Regions from separate parts of the Homo sapiens genome. Here all the other regions are linked to region 1. The links are chromatin contacts, found by Hi-C or POLR2A ChIA-PET in ENCODE. All regions are on one chromosome and are shown on one strand. Each heading gives the region's core, a stretch centred on a gene start or an enhancer-like site at or near the end of the contact. The rest is flanking DNA. Distances are from core to core; before and after follow the strand shown. Region 1 has its middle 55 kb from the start of DNAJC6-AS1. Region 2 overlaps PDE4B (phosphodiesterase 4B). Region 3 has its middle 89 kb from the start of SGIP1.

Evidence for each region. A loop is a pair of places that touch in the nucleus more often than their neighbours do. ChIA-PET counts read pairs that join two places held with the same protein, here RNA polymerase II (POLR2A). Pooled maps may share reads with other maps.
Region 2: a loop to region 1 is called in a pooled map, with 2.0 times the contacts of the local background. The contact joins two enhancer-like sites. A Hi-C loop is called at or near these places in 1 of 168 maps with a recorded cell type or tissue (naive thymus-derived CD4-positive, alpha-beta T cell) and 1 of 50 pooled maps. POLR2A ChIA-PET finds 5 or more read pairs at or near these places in 1 of 52 experiments (BJ).
Region 3: a loop to region 1 is called in a map of right cardiac atrium, with 6 times the contacts of the local background. The contact joins two enhancer-like sites. A Hi-C loop is called at or near these places in 3 of 168 maps with a recorded cell type or tissue (CD4-positive, alpha-beta memory T cell, naive thymus-derived CD4-positive, alpha-beta T cell and right cardiac atrium) and 9 of 50 pooled maps. POLR2A ChIA-PET finds 5 or more read pairs at or near these places in 1 of 52 experiments (AG04449).

The regions. Positions count from the first base shown.
Region 1 is chr1:65,252,066-65,255,654 of GRCh38, forward strand. No RefSeq gene overlaps it. Among named protein-coding and RNA genes, the nearest start is that of DNAJC6-AS1, 55 kb to the right of the region's middle. RefSeq lists silencers at 2,025-2,524, 2,615-2,684. Within about 2 kb of position 2,311, at least 14 of the 41 ENCODE cell types and tissues checked have a DNase peak (open chromatin) inside an H3K27ac peak, as active enhancers do.
Region 2 is chr1:66,348,658-66,351,948 of GRCh38, forward strand. All of the region lies in intron 8 of PDE4B (phosphodiesterase 4B), which reads left to right. Among named protein-coding and RNA genes, the nearest start is that of SGIP1, 180 kb to the right of the region's middle. RefSeq lists enhancers at 1,572-1,621, 3,214-3,291. Within about 2 kb of position 1,659, at least 24 of the 41 ENCODE cell types and tissues checked have a DNase peak (open chromatin) inside an H3K27ac peak, as active enhancers do.
Region 3 is chr1:66,443,468-66,447,069 of GRCh38, forward strand. No RefSeq gene overlaps it. Among named protein-coding and RNA genes, the nearest start is that of SGIP1, 89 kb to the right of the region's middle. RefSeq lists enhancers at 3,114-3,163, 3,174-3,223. Within about 2 kb of position 2,169, at least 14 of the 41 ENCODE cell types and tissues checked have a DNase peak (open chromatin) inside an H3K27ac peak, as active enhancers do.

The sequences.
Region 1 (3,589 bases), core at 1,061-3,560:
TTGTACCTTTACAGTAGGCTTCAAGTTTGGGTGGAGTGATTCCTCCCATTTTATTTTATATACACACACCTTTCCTCCCCAACCCCCAATCATTTGAAGGCATGTTAAATGCATCGTGGCTCTTTATTCCTAAATGCCTTCGTGTGTATTTTCTTTTTAAATTTTTTTTTATATTTTTCAATTTTTAATAAGAGAGACAAAAGGTTTCACCACATTGCCCAGGCTGGTCTTGAACTCCTGAGCTCAAGCCACCTGCCCACCTCAGCCTCCAAAAGTGCTGGGATTACAGGCGAAGCCACCGTGTGGGGCTTCAGTGTGTGTTTTCTTAAAATAGGGATATTTTCTTACATAATCGCAGTGTAGTTATTAATGTCAGCAAGTTTTTTATTGATAAACATTTTTCTCTAATCTGCTACATATATATATATATATATACACATTTTTGTAAAATTAACTCAGTAATGTGCTTTAGAGCCTTAAAAAACAAAAACAAAAAACTACAAAACAGTGTCCAGTCTAGAGTCAGGTGGTATTGTATTTAGCTGCAATGTCTCTTCTGTCACCTTTTTTTTTTTTTTTTTTTGAGATGGAGTCTTGGTCTGTCTCCCAGGCTGGAGTGCAATGGCGCAATCTTGGCTCACTGTAACCTCCGCCTCCCAGGTCCAAGTGATTCTCCTGCCTCAGCCTCCCGAGTAGCTGGGATTACAGGTGCACGCCACCATGCCCAGCTAATTTTTGTATTTTTAGTAGAGACGGGGTTTCGCCATGTTGGGTCTGGAACTCCTGACCTCAGGTGATTCATCTGCCTCGGCCTTCCAAAGTGCTGGGATTACAGGTGTGAGCCACTGCATCCAGCCCAGTCACCTTGAATCTAGAATATCTCCATAGCTTTTCTTCTTATTTTATGACATTGATACTTTTGAAGAATACAGCACTTCCCTGCTCCTTTTAATAGTGGATTCCTCATTTTGGGTTTATCTGATGTTTCCCCATGATTAGCTTCATGCTGTGCATGTTTGGCCAGAATACTCCATAGATGATGTGTCTTTCTCAGCATATCACATCTGCAGGCATTCGATTTTCACCTGTCTCCACTGGTGATTTTTTTTTTTTTTTTTTTTTTTTTTTTTTTAGATAACGTGACTCTGTCAGCCAGGCTGGAGTGCAGTGGCACCTTCTCGGCTCACTGCGGCCTCTAACTCGCTGGGCACAGGTGATTCTCCCACCTCAGCCTCCTGAGTAGCTGGGACTGAAGGTGTGTGCCACCATGCCTGGCTAATTTGTGTCTGTGTGTGTGTGTGTGTGTGTGTGTGTGTGTGTATGCATTTTTGGTAGAGACGGGTTTTTGCTTTGTTGTGCAGGCTGCTCTTGAACTCCTGGGCTCAAGTGATCCGACTGCCTCAGCCGCCTGAAGTGCTGGGACTACAGGCGTGAGACACCGTGTCCGATCTCCACTGGTGATTTTAATTTTGGTCACCGATAGAAGCTCTTGTCTGATATTATTTGGGCCTACAAAAATGGCAATTTCATAATTTGACCTAACATAAAACCTTTTTACTGAGGTTTTAGATATCTAACCTGTACTCTCTGACGCTCGGTTTCCCTATCTGTTGAGTTTGGAGATTGTTTCTGCCCCACGAGTATTACTGGAGGGGTTAAATAAGATGATGTATGTAAAATCTGCCACATAAAAAGCATTCTATAAATATTAGCTATTATTATTGCAGCCAGGTCGTGTTCAAGGGCATTGGTTTTGATCTTCCTCTCAGTCTCTCCCAATTCCAAGCAAAATCTCAACAGAGACCAGTGATGGCATGGGGATGGGGTGAGGGAGCCTCACTTCTGCCATCTCAGTTTCCTCATCTGGAAAATGGGAAACGCCTCCCACACCACGGGGTTGCAATGAGGTTTCATGAAATGTGTGTAAAAGTAACTGGACATAGAACAAGTTCTTAAAAAATCATGTGGGTGACTAGTAATCTCTTGTATTAGGAAAACAGGAATATCTGTCAGAACTAAAACCACGTTCTAACGTGATGTTTCATTTTGAGGCGGTAGCACGGTGTGAGTAAACATCGTCAGAGTCTAGGGCTCTGGAATTTCTTTAGCGCTGTGTGATTGTGGGCAGATGCCTTACCCTCTCGGAGTGTGGAGTGTATGGTTTGTAACAGGGAGATAAAACGGGTGAGAGCCCCCTAGGACTCCTGTGTTAATAAAGGGTGCTAACGGTGCCCCCCGAGTGAGCGGCGCGGGCCCGCGCGCACCCGCACGCCTCGGGCGCCAGGCGCCGCCGTGTGGGCGGAGCCGGGCAGCCTCCCCTGTCGGCGCCAGCCACGGCTCCCGGCCCCAAGCTCCGCCCCCGGCGCGCATCTCCCAGCAGCGGCCCGGCACCTGGCAGACGCGCGGCGGCGGCGGCGAGCGGTGGCGCTCGGCTCGGGCGACCGCGGCGGGGGAGGGCGCGGCGCACCGATGGGCGCCACTGAGAAGGGAGGCCAGAAGAGCCGGAAGCTGTTTTCCTTGCGGCGGCCGTGGAAGGCGACCCGGCGGCTGTGGAGGCCACGCTCAGCTCGCCAGGCGGCGCAGGGTGAGTGTGGGCGCGGCCGGTCGGGACCTGTTACCCTGAGGCAGGGGCGCAGCGGCGGCGGGGCCGTCCCCGGCGGTCTCTCGGGTCGCGTTCCCGGCCCTGGGAGCCTGGATGCCTAGGCGACGCCCGAACCCGACCCTCGGTCGCGGGTACCGGGACCGCTGGGGAAGCGCAGGGGCTGATGTCGGCACAGTCTCCTTTCCTCTAGCCCCTGCTCGTTGCTTTGGCTCTGGACACAGGGAAGCCACGGTGGCGCGGCGACACAGCCTCACTGAGGTTAGCTTGTCCCCGGCCCCCAGCACCTGGCCTGGCGCCTGCAATGCAGTGCCTACTGGGGGAATGAATCAGAACCCGAGGCTCCCTTCAAGGTCCTCCCGCCCTGTACCCACCTCCTCTCTACCTGCCTGCGGTGATTTCGAAGCTCTCGCCACGATAAACTATTTCCAAGCACACTCAGTCCTGTCCTCGCCAGGGCCTCAACTCACAGCCAATCACTGACTCACTCCATTCATTCATTCCACAATTTTTATCGAGCCCCTCCATCTGCCTTGGCCGGAGAACACGATGGGCAAAGCCCGGATCTTGGAACTACTTCTAGAGAGGAAGACAGACATTACACACGCAAAACAGAGAAAGCCCGGTACACATTGCTATGTGCGCTTAGAGGGAATCAGTCTGCTGACAGAGGAAAAAAGGCAGGTCCCCGAGCTTCCATGGCAGGCGGACTGGGAAGGCCTCTCCGAGGCATTGCAAGTCAGCGGAGACCCGAGGACTGACTAGGAGTTACTCTAGCGTGAAGCCGAGTAATAGAGAATAGCAAGTGGAAAGGTTCCCAGAGTGCCTGAATTGAGCAAGGGGAAAGAGAGGGATGCAGGGCCTGGATCGAGGTCTGGGCAGAACATGAAGAGGAGTTCGGATTTTATTCTACGTGAGCTGGGAAAACACTGAAGTGTGCTAAGCAGGGAAGTGACCTGATCTGGGGGCTCCCGGCTTTTCTCTGTCTGC
Region 2 (3,291 bases), core at 409-2,908, 1.1 Mb after region 1:
ACTTACAGTTAAAAAAAAAAAAAGATAAAGAAAATTCTTCTTTATCTGAAATTCAAATTTAACTAGGTGCCCCGAATTTTTATTTGCTAAATCTGGCAACCTTATATATGTGGAAACATAATATAGTTTATAAATATTATATATATAGTTTAAAATGCATAGTGAATGTATCAGTCTTTAGGTATAAATAGTTACAGTATCTTTTGTCCATTTGATTACATCACTGCAGCAACTTTCAGAGTTGAGAGAATGTTGGATCATGAGAAATTGCTATAAACATTCTTATGGGAATCACTTTGGGTCTAGGAAACGTCAATTTTTTAGTGTTCCAATAATGTGTGTTATATCATCTCTTGAGAAGTTTTCAGAAATTCTGAGAAAAATGGACAGCAGAAAAGGGTTAGATAGATAGGAAGAAATATGTAATAATTTGGGGAGCTGTTCAAGCCCTAATCTCATTTAGGAGATTAGTTATAGAGCAGCTATATTCAAATTTGTTTGATCTTTTGATATTTTTCAATTCTGTATGAAGGCATTAATGGTTTTTCCCTGCTTTGCCTTTTAATATGTCACTTGAGCAGAGACTTGTCCTCTAACTAGCAAGTAGAATTGATTCTATTGTTGCTTCATCATAATTTTTGATGCAGAATAATGGTAGATATATTCATGCTTGTTTTTCGTTGTATACTTACCTATTGATTACTACGTTGCTGAGCAGTTAAGACAAGAAGCACTCAATTCTAACATGTTTAGAAGAGTTTCTTTCTGATTTGGCACATGGACAGTGAGAATGATCTCACTGTGTTTGTTCCCTGGCACACCAAAGGTTTGCTGCAGATGTTAGTACAGCAGAACTTGTTTGCTAAGATGACCCATTATGGAACACTAGCTGATTAAGCAGACGTTAATGGACAATTGCATGTCCATTATTACTTCTTTGACCATGTTACCAACTCAATTCAATTGCACTTGCTTTTCAAATAAGACAAACCTGTCAATAAAGAAACTGGACATCAAGTTTCAAATGATTGGTAGAGTTTATAGGGAAACACAAAAAGGAGGGAAGAGATGAGATGCACATTGTCAAATAATCTGAAATGTTAAGAATTGTGGAAATTGTTAGTTTCATAAGGAGTTTTAGACAAGCACACTATATCCCTCATTCTGTTTATTTCTTTTTCATTTAAAACTTAGATTTGCTTTACTTCTTTGGGTCTTCATTTCTTCCCATGCAAAATTCCTGAAAGTCAAAAGGAAGATTAGAAGCTAGCCATTTTACCACTAAAGAAACTGAGCCCCAAGAAGTTAATTCAGCTTACCCAAGATTACATATTTGCTTAGGGCCAGAGCTAAGACAGGGACAGACTCTGTTTACTTCATTTCTCACTAAACTGTACCACTGCAGTTTCGACTTCTTTCTACCACTGAAGGCACAGAATGCACTGAAGGCATTCTGTGCCTTCAGGAGGAATTTTCAGCCCCTTCACTTTCCTGATGCCCGGGAATTCTTTTTAAGTTATGACTAACAAAGTATAAAACATGAGTCAAAAGTTAGTCCCTAATAAAGTCATTGTGACTTTAATGACTTCGGCAGTTGTTTCATTCTGCAAAAACAGGAAGATCCCACACAATAAGGCGCCTGTCTCACAGCTGGGCTCCTGCGTAGACGGCCACCCACAAGAGTAACTAACTGCTGGGGCTGCCTTCCTCTCTTTGACACCTTTTTATTCTCTGTTCTTACAGTTTTCTCCTACTGACCTCATCCTGAGGTTATCCATGAGAGGAAGGTACCTGCTTTAGCTAGTCTTTGATAGGGTGAAGAATAGTTTTAATCACTTAGGAGTCACTCCTAAGTGATTTTCAGGTCACCCTCAACAGGCCTAAATTAGTCTTAGAAGAAGCTCTTTCATGGGCTTTATACTAGCTTCCTGTGTTATCACTATTCTGGACTGTTTTATTCTCAAAAACATAAAATCCCCAAATTTTAGATTTGAGAAGAGCCTGCGATCATTCCAGTTCACTCCTCCTATGTGATTAGTTTAACTAAGAACTCATTACCAAGATAGTGCCTATCTTGCCTGCGGATCTTTGCATAAAGCTCAAACTAATTCTCCCATGAGAAATATAGAAAAGTGAAGAAGTGTCCTATCACTTCAGAAGAAACTGGCTCAGAAGAAATAATCTCTGTATGCAGTGTTAAAACTAAAGAAAAATTGAAGCCATCAAACAAAATGTTCCTATCAAGTGTAATTGAATTTTAGCTTTTATTACCTATTCTCTACTTTTAAAATAACTTTTCACTATTAAAGGAACTTATTCCAAAAATCAGACAATTTTATAGAAAAGGTATATTCTAGGCCAATAATATTAAATCACATATCTAGAAAATATACCTTCTTCCCTTTTCAAAAAATAGAAGCAATTTCTAGCAGTGTATGTGAATCTAATGTTGGGCATAAGCTTAAGAAGGCATCGGAGGAATTTTTTATTAGAGTTTATTCACAAATTTTGCTTGTCTGTGTTGAAAAGGGGCATTGGCCATTTCCTCTGGGGACATTATTTCTAGGTAGGCTGTAACAGGGTTTTCCTGTGAAGGCAGATTCTTAGGGAAAATAGTATCTGTGTACATGAGATGGTAGAGACACATTTATCTTTAAAATAATGTGTTCCTGTTTGTGGATTTCTCTACTGAATTTAATAAAGTAAATAATGCCCATTTCCTTCCAATCCAGTAACTCCTTGGGACACAGTTTTACCCAGGAGCTATTTTACCTTCGAGTCTGGATGAAACGTGTAACTTAATAAATAGATTCCAAAAGTCTTACACTATGAAACTCTGAGGGATGATAAATGCTTCCCTTCCTTTGTTATGGTCTGAAGCATTTTCAATTTGAGTTGTTTTCCTCAGTCATGTAGAGGGAGTTTTGTTTTCTGGGAAGTCTTGGTTGCTGGTAAATAATGTGTCCAAACTGTAGGAGGCAGCCACAGAATTTATCATACAAGTATGAAATGTTAGGGTTGATCATTCTCATTTTACACATGAGAGGTGATGTAACTACACAGGAGAGTGAGAGCTGAGAATGAAAAGTCAAGATTTGTCTACTACATTGTGGCTGCCTCTGGCTCAACAGAAACACTCCCATGTGGGAGTCAGATGCTGAAAGCCCAACTAAGCCTAGCTCCTCAACTGTCTCCTCAGGCTTAACTTCAAACATAATTCATATCTATTCTATTTCTTAATGTGTCTCATCACACAGTTAAACACTAGTCATACTAACTGGACTCTACATA
Region 3 (3,602 bases), core at 919-3,418, 1.2 Mb after region 1:
CATGTGGAAGTTTGTTACATAGGTACACTCATGTCAGAGGGGTTTGTTGTATAGATTATTTCACCACCCAGGTGTTAAGTCTAATACCCATTAGTTGTTTTTCCTGCTCCTCTCCCTTGCCCCACTTTCTACCCTTAGGTAGGCTCCAGTGTGTATTGTTCCCCTCTATGTGTCCATGCGCTCTCCTCATTTAGCTCCCACTTATAAGTGAGAACATGAGGTATTTGGTTTTCTGTTCCTGAGTTAGTTTGCTAAGGTTGATGACTTCCAGCTCCATCCATGTTCCTGCAAAGGACATGATCTCATTCTTCTTATGTCTGCATAGTATTCCATGGTGTGTACGTAGCACATTTTCTTTATCTAGTCTACTATTCATGGGCTTTTGCATTGGTTCCATGTCTTTGCTGTATAATGTCTTGAAATCATGTAAGGCTACTCCTCCAACTTTGCTCTTCTAATTTTGTTTATTTTTGAGACAGGGCCTCCCTCTATTGCCCAGACTGGAGTGAAGTAACATGATCATGGCTCACTGCAGCCTTGACCTCCCAGGCTCAAGTTTGCTCTTCTTTTTCAAAGTTGTTTTGGCTATTCCAAGTCATTTGCACTTCCATTTGAATTCTATAATCAAATTATTAATTTTCACAAAGCCCTGCTCTGGAAGTCCATCAGGCTCCTCTTGTGTTCCTCCTCCCTGGTCACACCTGGACTTCCTCAAGGCAATAAGCTCTGGCAATGGCTTCAACTTGCTTGCTTCAGGTGTCACTGTCCCTCATTGCCTGATGTCTAGAAACTTCAAAAACTCTTTCACGTATTTTTTTTTCTTTTGTTGTTATTGTTGTTGTTTCAGGCAGGAGGATAAATTCAATCCCTGCTACTCCACCTTCCCTGAAAGTAGACTCGTGTTCACATTTTTCGAAGTATCCTTATATTTTAGATTAACATATTGAGTGATGTACAGATAAAATGACAAGACATCTGGAATTTGCTTTAACATACTACTGACATCTGAAAGTGTGGGGGGCCTAGATGAAACACAATTGGCTCCAAGTTGATAACTCTTCATACTGGGTGATGGGTAAAATGGAGATGAAAGAAAGAGAGAGAGAGAGAAAGAAAGGAAAGGAAGAAAGAAGGAAGGAAGGAAGGAAAGAAGGAAGGAAGGAAGGAAAGAAGGAAGGAAGGAAGGAAAGAAAGTTGGTGTGAGCTTAAAATTTTCCATAAAACAGTTTTCAACATAAAGATCTTGATACTACTGCCTAGCTCAAGGGATTGTTGTGAGGATTAAATGTGGAATTGTATGTAAATTGCCTAGAACTATGCTTAGAACTTAACGAAGAGTAGCTATTAATACTACATAATTGTATAAAACCAACTACCAAATATATATTAAAGAAGTCTGATAAAAATTTCTCCTGAAAAGAGATAACCCTTTAGCTAAGAATGAATGCAGGTCTCTGCTCACCCCCACCACCTTCCTATTCCCTCCCGTGGTGCTGTCTTTCTAATGTCACCCTGAGCTCTGGCTGCCTGGCCCAAATAAGTCAACACGTCAGCATCAGGAAAGAGGTATTTGGAGAAGGATTAGAGAGACAATTTTAAGCTCATACAAACTTTTCTTCTTTCTCTCTTTATTTCTCCCTCCCTCCCACCCTTCTCCCTTCCCTCCCCTCTCCTCCCCTTCCCTCCCCTCCCCTCCCCTCCCCTCCCCTCCCCTCCCCTCCCCTCCCCTCCCTTTCCTTTCCTTTCCTTTCCTTTCCTTTCCTTTCCTTTCCTTTCCTTTCCTTTCCTTTCCTTTCCTTTCTTTTCCTTTCCTTTTTTTTTCTGTGCATTAGTTCCTTCAGGGAGTCTCCCAAACCCACCAACACTAAATTTGGTACCTTTTCTCTGAATTTTCCTGGCACTCTGTCCCTCCTACTGTCAAAGCACTTAAATAGGGCCTGGTAGCTCTCTAGTTTGGAACCTCTCTCCCAATTCCTAAGATTTCCTTACATTTGTTTCCATATCCTTAGAGCCCAGCACATAGTAGACACTCAAAGCATGCTCGTGGAGCTGTTTAACTTCATGGTCCCACCTGTCCATCTTTGCGACCCTCTTCTCTATGTGCTTTGTTTCTTCCTCTGTGGGCTTTGTTCCTGCCTCTGTGGGCTTTGTTCCTGCCTCTGTGCACAGCCTGCTGGGGTGACGCTTTCCTGTTTGAGAGTCTTGACATTCAGTTTCTGTTTATGTACTTACTCAGGCTCATTATAAGAACTGGCTCTTTTCTTTTTCAATTAATTGCACTGCCATGAAAACTCTGTCTCTCCAACCCTTCTCCAAATACCTCTTGTTGCTGTGTTGAGTTATTTGAGCCAGGCAGCAAGAGCTCAGCAAGACAGTAGAAAGACAGAACCAGGAGAGAGAAGAGGAGGGTGCTGGAGATGAACAGAGACTGCAGGGGTCTCCTTTCAGGCTGGTCCAGAGCCCCACATCTCTTAGTATGCACTCAAGTAGACCAGGGTGAAAAATTCAATCATGAAAACGAAAGAACTTAGAACCACAAATGTGAGGGCTAGGAGGGGCATCAACATAACTGAACCTTTCATACTTGCTCCAATCACCAAACACACATGTGCACACACATGTGCAAATGCACGCACACACATGCACACACCTTGTCAGCTGGACTTGTCTCTGAAGTTTCCTTAGGTCATTGTGGAACAAGAGAACAATTTGAAAATCACCGGCCAAGTTGGATATTTTTAATTTGAGGAAAGGCACAGAGATGTTGAGTCTGGTATCCAAATCTCACAATTTCTGGTTTCTTTTCTTTCCATTAATTAATCTACACTGCCACCTCTGACCAAAACAACAACAACCATGCTCCATAGATGTATCTGCATTCTGGATGTCACAGCCATAGAAATCTTCCCAGTGTGAATCAAATATTAGTAGACGTGTTGCTGGAAAAATCACAGCTTTCAAGAATGAATCTGAAAGATTTCAAGCTTTTCTCAGAAAGAAAAGGCCGCGTGATATCCAGATTGAGATTATTTGAAAAGCTGAGACTGGGGAGATGAATCTTCTGCTTGGAAGGCCAGAAAACAACGAAGGCCATTTTGTGTGCCTGAGAGAGAGAGAAAGTGGTTTTACACCACCATCTAGTGGTAGAAAGCAATACTGTCGCTAAAGCTCAAAAAGGGTTCATGATTTTTTTAATTCAACCGACAAGGATTTATTCTAAAGTCTCTGATTTGTCAGAGCTTATACTAGACACTGGGGATATAGCAAATGTTAATTACAAAAATCCATATACCAATTTCAGAAATCTCTCTCCCCCTGTTATTCTTACAAGCATCTCTAGTCTGCGGTCTTCACTACCAGGTCCCTCTCACTCCTGAATCTGTAATCCAAAGTGACCCTCAGACAGCTCAGATACCAGAACATAGAGACCTCTTAAACGCCAAGCTCCTGATGTGGACATTTCTGGGGAAGGGGAGGCTTTCACAAGTTCTCCTTGAATGATAACCATTCAGTTGCTATCAGTCTGAGAATGCAAATATATGTGCTTTCTTGAGTCTTGGAGAATGAGACATCAAGATTCAGGTCATTCTCATGGAATTTTG